Linked DNA regions of Homo sapiens: region 1 is linked to region 2. Evidence: read pairs that join two places in POLR2A ChIA-PET (ENCODE). Cell type or tissue: HepG2. All regions are shown on one strand. Links, peaks and the distances in the headings refer to the core of each region. The heading gives the core; the rest is flanking DNA. Region 1 overlaps GOLPH3 (golgi phosphoprotein 3). Region 2 has its middle 43 kb from the start of GOLPH3.

What was found. Peaks named below come from ENCODE experiments on the same cell type or tissue, not always from the same donor. Only the 100,000 strongest peaks of a DNase experiment are listed, where the experiment ranks them.
Region 1: POLR2A ChIA-PET joins it to region 2 with 6 read pairs; 3 of 35 experiments call an interaction of 5 or more read pairs at or near these places.

Annotation. Positions count from the first base shown.
Region 1 is chr5:32,138,177-32,143,551 of GRCh38, reverse strand. All of the region lies in intron 2 of GOLPH3 (golgi phosphoprotein 3), which reads left to right. Among named protein-coding and RNA genes, the nearest start is that of GOLPH3, 33 kb to the left of the region's middle. In HepG2, for the core only: no CTCF peak of the experiment used is centred there; no DNase peak of the experiment used is centred there.
Region 2 is chr5:32,214,642-32,220,016 of GRCh38, reverse strand. No RefSeq gene overlaps it. Among named protein-coding and RNA genes, the nearest start is that of GOLPH3, 43 kb to the right of the region's middle. In HepG2, for the core only: no CTCF peak of the experiment used is centred there; a DNase peak (open chromatin) is centred at 2,036.

The DNA of each region.
Region 1 (5,375 bases), core at 248-5,247, 77 kb after region 2:
GTAACCGGCCACTGGATCTTACAAATTCAGAAAGATTCTAGACTTCATTTGCAGCTTTTATTTATTTATTTATTTTTAATTTTATTTTATTATTATTATTTTTTATTGATCATTCTTGGGTGTTTCTCGCAGAGGGGGATTTGGCAGGGTCACAGGACAATAGTGGAGGGAAGGTCAGCAGATAAACAAGTGAACAAAGGTCTCTGGTTTTCCTAGGCAGAGGACCCTGCGGCCTTCCGCAGTGTTTGTGTCCCTGGGTACTTGAGATTAGGGAGTGGTGATGACTCTTAAGGAGCATGCTGCCTTCAAGCATCTGTTTAACAAAGCACATCTTGCACCGCCCTTAATCCATTCAACCCTGAGTGGATACAGCACATGTTTCAGAGAGCACAGGGTTGGGTTTAAGGTCACCGATCAACAGGATCCCAAGGCAGAAGAATTTTTCTTAGTGTAGAACAAAATGAAAAGTCTCCCATGTCTACCTCTTTCTACACAGACACGGCAACCATCCGATTTCTCAATCTTTTCCCCACCTTTCCCCACTTTCTATTCCACAAAACCGCCCTTGTCATCATGGCCCGTTCTCAGTGAGCTGTTGGGTACACCTCCCAGACGGGGTGGTGGCCGGGCAGAGGGGCTCCTCACTTCCCAGTAGGCGCGGCCGGGCAGAGGCGCCCCTCACCTCCCGGACGGGGCGGCTGGCCGGGCGGGGGGCTGACCCCCCCCACCTCCCTCCTGGACGGGGCAGCTGGCCGGACAGAGGGGCTCCTCACTTCCCAGTAGGGGCGGCCGGGCAGAGGCGCCCCTCACCTCCCGGACGGGGCGGCTGGCCAGGCGGGGGGCTGATCCCCCCACCTCCCTCCCGGACGGGGCGGCTGGCCGGGCTTGGGGGCTGACCCCCCCACCTCCCTCCCGGACGGGGCGGCTGGCCGGGCAGGGGGCTGACCCCCCCACCTCCCTCCCGGACAGGGCGGCTGGCCGGGCAGAGTGGCTCCTCACTTCCCAGTAGGGGCGGCCGGGCAGAGGCGCCCCTCACCTCCCGGACGGGGCGGCTGGCTGGGTGGGGGGCTGACCCCCCCACCTCCCTCCCGGACGAGGTGGCTGCCGGGCGGAGACGCTCCTCACTTCCCGGACGGGGTGGCTGCTGGGCGGAGGGGCTCCTCACTTCTCAGACGGGGCGGCTGCCGGGCGGAGGGGCTCCTCACTTCTCAGACGGGGCGGTTGCCAGGCAGAGGGTCTCCTCATTTCTCAGACGGGGCGTCCGGGCAGAGATGCTCCTCACATCCCGGACGGGGCGGCAGGGCAGAGGTGCTCCCCGCATCTCAGACGATGGGCGGCCGGGCAGAGACGCTCCTCACTTCCCAGATGTGATGGCGGCCGGGAAGAGGCGCTCCTCACTTCCTAGATGGGATGGCGGCCGGGCAGAGACGCTCCTCACTTTCCAGACTGGGCAGCCAGGCAGAGGGGCTCCTCACATCCCAGACGATGGGCAGCCAGGCGGAGACGCTCCTCACTTCCCAGACGGGGTGGCGGCCGGGCAGAGGCTGCAGTCTCGGCACTTTGGGAGGCCAAGGCAGGCTGCTGGGAGGTGGAGGTTGTAGCGAGCCGAGATCACGCCACTGCGCTCCAGCCTGGGCACCATTTTGAGCACTGAGTGAACGAGACTCCGTCTGCAATCCCGGCACCTCGGGAGGCCGAGGCTGGCGGATCACTCGCGGTTAGGAGCTGGAGACCAGCCCGGCCAACACAGCGAATCCCCGTCTCCACCAAAAAAATACGAAAACCAGTCAGGCGTGGCGGCGCGCGCCTGCAATCGCAGGCACTCGGCTAGCTGAGGCAGGAGAATCAGGCAGGGAGGTTGCAGTGAGCCGAGATGGCAGCAGTACCGTCCAGCTTTGGCTCGGCATCAGAGGGAGACCGTGGAAAGAGAGGGAGAGGAGGGAGACCGTGGGGAGAGGGAGAGGGAGAGGGAGAGTCATTTGCAGCTTTTAAAAGCCATAATTTTGAAAGACTTGACATTAAAAACTCAGAAGTGTTATTGTGCAATTTACGCATAGGCTATTGATCTTTTCATCAGATTATGAATACTTTTCAGATACCTGTCTGTTGAAGGTCTGTGTAGGTGCTTCTCTTAATAGAGGTAATATTGGCTAGTTTTTAGAAATTTAACTTCAACCTCAATCTCAAATATTTAATACTGTTTTTCTTCCAGTTTGTTGTTGTGTTTCTTGAGCATGGTGTTTCAAAACTAGTTTTTTTCCTAAATCAGTGTCCTAATGAATCTAAAAGTTTTAGATCAGAGCGGAATGCATCTTGATTAATAAGCTATAGAGAATAATAGTTCTGTAGGAAAGAACACCATTCATGTATCTTTTTTTTTTTTTTTTTTGAGACTGAGTCTTGCTCTGTCACCCAGGCTGGAGTGCAGTGGCGTGATCTCGGCTCACTGCAACCTCTGCTTCCCTGGTTCAAGTGATTTACGTGCCTCAGCCTCCCAAGTAGCTGGTACTACAGGCGTGTGCTGCCACACCCAGCTAATTTTTGTATGTTTTGTAGAGATGGGGTTTTGCTATGTTGCCTGGGCTGCTCTCGAACTCCTGGGCTCAAGTGATCCGCTCGCCTTGGGCCTCCCAAAGTGCAAGGATTACAGGCGTGAGCTATCATGCCCAGCCCACTGTTTTCTAGTATACAGAGTTGCGGTAAAGTCTGGTGCCCTTCTGATTTTCTTTTCCTTTTTTTTTTTTTTTTTGGAGACAGAGTCTCACTCCATTGCCTGGGCAGGAGGGTGGTTGGTATGATCTTGGTTCACTGCAACCTCTGCTTTCCAAGTAGCTGGGACTACATAGGTATATGCCACCATGTCTGGCTAATTTTTTTTTTTTTTTTCTGAGACTGAGTGTCACTCTATCACCCAGGCTGGAGTGCAGTTGGTGCCATCTCAGCTCACTGTAACCTCCGCCTCCCTATCAGCCTCAAGCGATTCTCCTGCCTCAGCCTCCCTAGTAGCTGGGACTACAGGCATGCACCACCACACCCGGCTAATTTTTTTTTTTTTTATATGTTTAGTAGAGATGGGGTTTCACCATATTGGTCAGGCTGGTATTGAACTCCTGACCCCAAATGATCCACCTGCCTCCCAAAGTGCTGGGATTATAGGCGTAAGCCACTGTGCCCAGCCTCCTGGCTAATTTTTTTTGTTGTTTTATTTTTGTTAGAGATAAGGTCTTACTTTATTGCCCAGGCTGGTCTTGAACGCTTGGGTTCAAGTGATCCTCGTGCCTTGTCCTCCCAAAGAGCTGGGATTACAGACGTGAGCCACTGTGCCGGGCCTCCTTCTGTTTTTTCAATCTTATTTTTTTTTTTTCCTCTAGAAGCATTTGGGATCTTCTGTTATCCTTGTTGGTTTTCTGAAATTGTACGATATGCCTTAATGTGGGTCATTTTAAATTCATTATGCATTAATTTTTTCAGTCTAGAAATGTGTATATTTTGGTTTTGAAAACTTGTATTTCTGATATCTTTTGCCCTCTTTTTCTAGAACTCTGTAAATTGGATACGGACTTCTTGGCTACTCTTAAAGAGTTGTCTTCTAACCTTTCTGTTGAGATTTTATTGTGACTCTCCTGTTTTTGATTTCCATGAGCTTCCTTTTTAAAAATCGTAGTTTGTTTTATGGATGTAATACCTTCTTTTAGATTTCTGAGGGTATCACACCTCTTTTGAAAATTTCCTTTATCTGTATTATATCTGTTTCTTCAGAGTTCTTATTTTCTCTTTTTGATCTCTTCTGTGTTGGAAGCTTTCTTTCACGTTATCCGTGATTGTCTGTTTATATTTAGGAATGGTTCCCGTCCCCCCAAAAAAAGAAGCTAAATAAAAATGATATGTTTGGATAGAACATATTTATTTGTGAACCACACTTACTACTGAATTTTTGAAAGGAATTTAGAACTAACTCGAGTCATTGAAAAGTTGTAAGCAGAAGCAGTGGAATGCCATGGTAAGATTTGTCTGTTAGAAAGATCAGTGAGGAGAATGGATTGAAAAGGCTAAAACTTGTTTAGGGAAATTAGTTAAGAGGCTTAAATTAATCCAAGTGAAAAACAGCCAGATTAGGCAGACTAGAATATAGTTGTTCCTCAGTATCTGTGGGCGATTGGTTCTAGGACTCCCCTCAAATATCAAAATCTGGATGCTCAAGTTTCTTATATAAAATGTTGTAGTGTTTGCATATAACCTATGCACATCCTCTTCTATACTTTATGTCACCCCCAGATTACTTACAATACCTAATACAATGTAAATGCTGTATAAACAATTGTTATACTGCATTTTAAAATTTGTATTATTTTTCCTGGATATTTTTGATCCTCAATTGGTTGAATCTATAGATATGGAAGGCCGACTATATTGGCAAGATGATGGAGAAAAGTGAAACATTTCAGAAAGATTTAGAGGACAGAACTTCATAAGAAAAAGTGATTCACTATACCCAGGCTCTGGTGTCCCTGACATAAGATCCGTTGCAAACGGATGTGCGTGGGCGAGCTTTGAGGCCAAATTGCAATAAATATAAAGAATGAGTGGGACGTAAGAAGTGGTGGCAATGGCCACCATATTTAGATGTAACTTTTTCTCCTGAGGCTCTGCTTTCTTTATTTTCTTGTGCTCTCTCACCCTTCACTGAAAGCATGGTCTAGAATAGCACTGTTTGATGGAACTTTGATGATGAAAATGATCTGTATGTTCAATATGGTAGCTACTAGCTACATACATCTATGAGCCAGACACTTAAGCACTTGAAGTTTGGCTACTGCACATTGACACATGGTGTTAGTAAAAACATACACTGGATACACTGGATTTTTGGTCTTAGTATGGAAAAATATATTAAGTACCTCAATTTAAAAATACTTATTACATGTTAATATTTTGGTTGTATTTGGTTAAATCAAAATATTAAAATTAATTTTGCCTTTTTTTCTTTTAAAATATAACTACTAGAAAATTTAAGAGCGGGGAGGGATAGCATTAGGAGATATACCTAATGCTAAATGACGAGTTAATGGGTGCAGCACACCAACATGGCTCATGTATATATACGTAACAAACCTGCACGTTGTACACATGTACCCTAAAACTTAAAGTATAATAATAATAAAATAAAATAAAATTGAAGAATAGATTTGTGACTTGTACTGTGGTTTTTATATTTCTGCTGGTCATGATGTCACAGAGATAGATACTGTATGTATATATTTTTAATTTTTTATAAGATTGACAAAGTAAAGGACACTTTGAGGACAAGTTTAAGAGAGGACTCTCAGCATTTTAAAAGTGATGTTAAATTGGTGGGGCACGATGGCTCATGCTTG
Region 2 (5,375 bases), core at 113-5,112:
GCAATGGCTCTCGTCTGTAATCCCAGCACCTTGGGAGGCTGAGGCGGGTGGATAACCTGAAGTCAGGAGTTTGAGATCAGCCTGGCCAACATGGTGAAACCCCGTCTCTACTAAAAATATAAAAAGATTAGCCGGGCGTGGTGGTGGGTGTCTTTAATCCCAGCTACTCCGGAGGCTGAAGCAGGAGAATTGCTTGAACCCAGGAGACGGAGGTTGCAGTGAGCCAATATGGTGCCACTGCACTCCAGCCTGGGTGACAGAGTGAGACTCTGTCTCAAAAAAAAAAAAAAAAAATTAGCCAGGCGTGGTGGTGCGTGCCTTCCTGCAGTCCCAGCTACTCAGTTGCAGTGAGCCAGGATTGCACCACTGCACTCCAGCCTGGGCAACACAGCGAGACTCCACTTCCAAAAAAAAAAAATATATATATATATATATATATTAGATTCCCAACATTTAACCATTTTGAACCAATACGACACTGCCAACATTTGACCACTCTTTACTACAAAAATGACATTTTCATGTGGTTCAAATTAAACATATGAATTTGAGGTGGGACTGGGATATTGTTTACACCACATCTCTTTATCTTGCTTTTCTCAGTCTGCATTGTCTCATGGAAATTGCTCTGAATTGAGGTGGAGTTCTAATACATTTATTTATTTATTTATTTATTTTTATTTTTATTTATTTTTTTGCTCTGGCACCCAGGCTGGATTGCAGTGGTACAATCAGGGCTCACTGCAGCCTCAACTTCCCAGGCTCCAGCGATCCTCCTACCTCAGCCTCCTGAATAGCTGGGACTACAGGCGCGCACCAGCACGCCTGGCTCGTTTTAGTATTTTTGGTAGAGACAGGGTTTCACCATGTTGCCCAGGCTGGTCTTGAACTCCTGAGGTCAAGCAATAGCCCCCTCCTCGGCCTCCCAAAGGGCTGGGATCACAGGCGTGAGCCCCCGCGCCCAGCCTCTAGTGCATTTTTCCATAGCTTCTCAAAGGGCACGTGCAGGGAATTGTGACAGTCTTGTCTCAAGCCCATTCCTCACTAATGCTTTCAGCTCCCTCCTACCTCAACAGAAACTGCCTGATTTCTCCCCAGTCCTGCCTGTGCCTCCCCTTTACGAAGGGGAATAATTTTTAGATTCGCAAAGCCTGGGGGCCATGTCTAAATTGCCCTTCCTATTTCTACCAGGGAATCGAGTTTCATCCTGTCTTGGGGCTTCTGGGTATGGGGCTGATTTTCCAGAACTCTTGAAGATTTGACCCACACCGCCCCTTGCCTCACAGGAAATGGCAAAACTAACTAGATGATTATGTGATTCAATCCTTAATGTGGAGTTTTTATAAAATTAAAAAAAAAAAACCCACACAGTGCCTTGAATATACAGAGCACCTCTCCATTCATCTCAGTTCAAGAAGTCCTGCCAAGCCTTTGAAGTACAGTAACATTCTCAAATGTGCACCCCCCGCCCAAAATCGTTCACACTGCAGAACACTATTCAGGAAAGAAATGTTTCGTGATTTTTTTAAAAAAAATGAGTGAAAAGCCAAGAAATTAAACAGCCTCTGTTTATGGCAGGTGGTAAGAAAAATGTAACGTAACACATACCCTTCCCTGCCTTTTGCATAACCAGTTTGATGCATAGTTCTACTGTGCGAGCAGATTCAAAACTTGCTGGTTTTCTTCGTAATAACATAGCACATGCCAGGGAATAAGGGCTCAGTGTGTTCTAGGCACAAGGAGAACTTATTCTGGACTGACTCAAGCAGAAAGAAGCCAAATTGTCAAGACAAAGAGCAGCTTAGACGCGTGAATTCCAGCGCGACAGCCATGGCTGCTCTGTTCAGAGATGTAGTTCTGTGGTTAGGCCCCAACGGCTCGCCTTTTTGGGTATTCCTCTACTTAAATCAGGTGGTTGAAGGTATTCGTGGCTCTCAGAAAGGACAGGCTGGGGAGAGAGAAGTTGTCCCGCAGCTGCAAGTTTCTTTGAGGCCTCTCTTTCCATTTTGGCTGCTGGCCAAATACTCATTTTAACTAGGGACCTACTGTAGGACACAGAAGTGATTGCCCCGGCGTGGTAGCCCTGCTGTCTACTTTTCACTCAGTAAATACATGCTGAAGAAGCTAATTCAGGAGGTTGAATTTAAACCATTAGGTTCGAGATTTGTTATATTATTATAAAAAATCATCTTTAATATTTGTGGATAGAGCCATCACCAGAGATAAAAAGGGCAGTTTGGGCTGGGCATGGTGGCTCATGCCTGTAATTCCAGCACTTTGAGAGGCCGAGTGGGGAGGATTGACGAAGGCCAGGAGTTCGAGACCAGCCTAGGCAACATAGCGGGACCCCCATCGCTACAAAAACAAAAACAAAATTAGCTGGGTGTGGTGGTGCAGGCCTGTAGTCCCAGCTACTCCGGGAACTGTGAGGTGGGAGGACTGCTTGAGTCCAGGAGATCGAGGCTGCAGTGCACAGAGATCGCACCACTGCACTCCAGCCTGGGGGACAAAGCAAAACCCTGTCTCCCAAAATAAAAACCAATAAAAAATAGATAAAAGGGCAGTTTTATTAATAAAGAGGATAGGAAAGAAACTCCTCCCGAGCCCTGCGGATCTAACCGAGCACTGTCAAGGGAGGCTGTGTCTCCTGCTCCTCTCTCCGCACCAGTCCAGGCTCCATGGCCCCATGGCCCACCATTCTCCCGCAGTCCCACCTGTTCCGGGGGAAGTCTCGGCCTCCTTCTCCCCACACCCAGGCCCTATACCTGTGCCCCCCACCCTCCCAATCCCCCCCTCCATTATCCCTCAGGAACCTTTTGCTTTCTATTATGTTCTGTCTCCCAGTCCTTTGGTCTCTACAGACCCCGCCCGTTCAATGTGCCCTGGTCTAGCCTATCTCAAAACAAAATGAATGCCTGGATCCTACCTTCCTCTTCAAGCTACACTCCCCACCCCTATTCCCTGTCTTTATCAGCCTGACAGACTTATTATTTATTTATTTATTTATTTATTTTAAGAATAATCTAGCCAGATGCAGTGCCTCATGCCTGTAATCCCAGCACTTTGGGAGGCTGAGGCTGGTGGATCACTTGAGGTCCGGAGTTCGAGACCAGCCTGGCCAACATGGTGAAACCCTGTCTCCACTAAAAATACAAAATTAGCCAGGTTTAGTGGTGCATGCCTGTAATCTCAGCTACGTGGGAGGCTGAGGCAGGAGAATTGCTTGAACCTAGTGGGTGGAGGTTACAGTGAGCCAAGATTGCGTCACTGCACTCAAGCCTGGGCAATGAGAGTGAAACTCCATCTCAAAAAATAATAATAATAATATTTTTATGTGTTTATTTTTAGAGATGGGGTCTTGCTATGTTGCCCAGGCTGTACTTGAACTCTTGGGCTCAAGGGATCTTCCCAGCCTCCTGAGTAGGTGGGACTACAGACACGCACCATTGCGCCTGGCCAGCCAAACTCCTTAAAGCAGTGGTCCCCAACCTTTCTGGCACCACAGACTGATTTCTCAGAAGACAATATTTCCACAGACCAAGGAGGAGCAGGGGTTGGGTTGGATGGTTTCAGGATGAAACTGTTCCACCTCAGATCATCAGAGAATCATTAGTTAAGATTCTCATAAGGAGCGTGCAACCTAGATCCCTCGCATGCACAGTTGACAATAGGGTTCCCGCTCCTAAGAGAATCTAATGCTGCTGCTGATCCGACAGGAGGCGGAGCTCAGGCAGTAATGCTCCATCACCCTCCCCTCACCTCCTGCTGTGCAGCCCAGTCCCTAATAGGCCACGGGCTGGGGGTGCCTTAAACAGTCACCTTCATTTGGGTTTTCACTGCCCCATGTCACACTCACTTGTCAGTCCACTCCAGGCCACCAAACCCAAAGGACAGTGTTCAGGACAAGTTCTCAGCTTTTCTGTCAATTAGAACTGAGTGTGACAAACCAGGAAGAAGAGAATAGACACGGGAAGGCTCCTGTCAACGTCTGTCAGACCCAGCTTGGCTCCCTCTGTGGCCAGCTCTGTGGGCCACTGCCTTCTTGAACGCCTCTCTTCTCCTGATCTCCATGATCTTGTACTTCCTGGTTTCCTTTCCGTCCCTTTGGCTGCTCCTTCTCGGCCTCCCTGGGAGAATGGTCTTTCTCCTGCCCTCCGTCGGTCTCTGTTCACTCTTTATTTATTTTTTTTTTTTTGAGACAGAGTTTCGCTCTTGTTGCCCAGGCTGTAGTGCAGTGGTGCCATCTCAGGTCACCGCAACCTTTGCCCCCCAGGTTCAAGTGATTCTCTTGCCTCAGCCTCCCAAGTAGCTGGGATTACAGGGATGCGCCACCACACCCAGCTAATTTTGTATTTTTAGTAGAGACAGGGTTTCTCCATGTTGGTCAGGCTGGTCTTGAACTCCCCCCAACCTCAGGTGATCCACCTGCCTCAGCCTCCCAAAGTGCTGGGATTACAGGCGTGAGCCACCCCGCCTGGCTGTGTTCACTCTTAACCCTCTTCCTGGGGGAGGTGGCCTTCATTACCTCGTGTGCACAAATGACCTCTAAATTCTTACCTCCTGCCTATACACAGATGACCAACAAATCTCATCTCCTGCTTCGACCCATATCACAAGACTCAAATGTCTAAAAGCACTGCAAACTCAACACATCCAAAATTAAACTCATTTTATTCTCTCCAAACTGGCTTCTCCTTCAGAACTCTGTGTCTTATAAAATGTGTGTGCCGTTTGCTCAGTTGTCTAAACTAGAGATCTGGGAACTATTCTAGATGTCTTGTTTCCCCTCACTCCCTAGCCCTAATTGACCCCCAAGGTCCACTGAGTCCACCTGCTGCCTGTCTTGAGTCCTTCCACTTCTCTCCATCCCACTGTCACCACCCTGCGCCCTGCCGTCCTGTGCTGTCACCTGGACTCCTCTATCAACTTCTCTGATTGCATCCTTCCTGTTTCTCTCCAATCTGAGCCCCACTTTGCAGCCAGAATCTTTCTAAAATGCCAACCAGATCATGCCACTTACATACAATTCTTTAAGGCCTCTAGTTGCCCTTAGGATAAATGTGACTCCTCAGCCCCTCAGGTCCCAGCCTAATAGGACCCTTCATCACTAGGCCCCTGCCTGCTTCCACATAAGAAAAGCAATGATTAGAAAAAGCTTGAGAAAGGAACCCAAGGATAGAAGCTATGGTGCATTGTTCAGCATCAGTTTTCAGGGAAGTGAAGGGGGTCTCATGGTAAAGCAATGTAATCAGACCTTGGCTTTGACCTTGTACTTTATCTCAACTTTTATATTAACATAATACTAGTTTTATTATAAATATTGTATCTAGTTTATTGCAGCACTATTTATAATAGCAAAGACTTAGAACTAACCC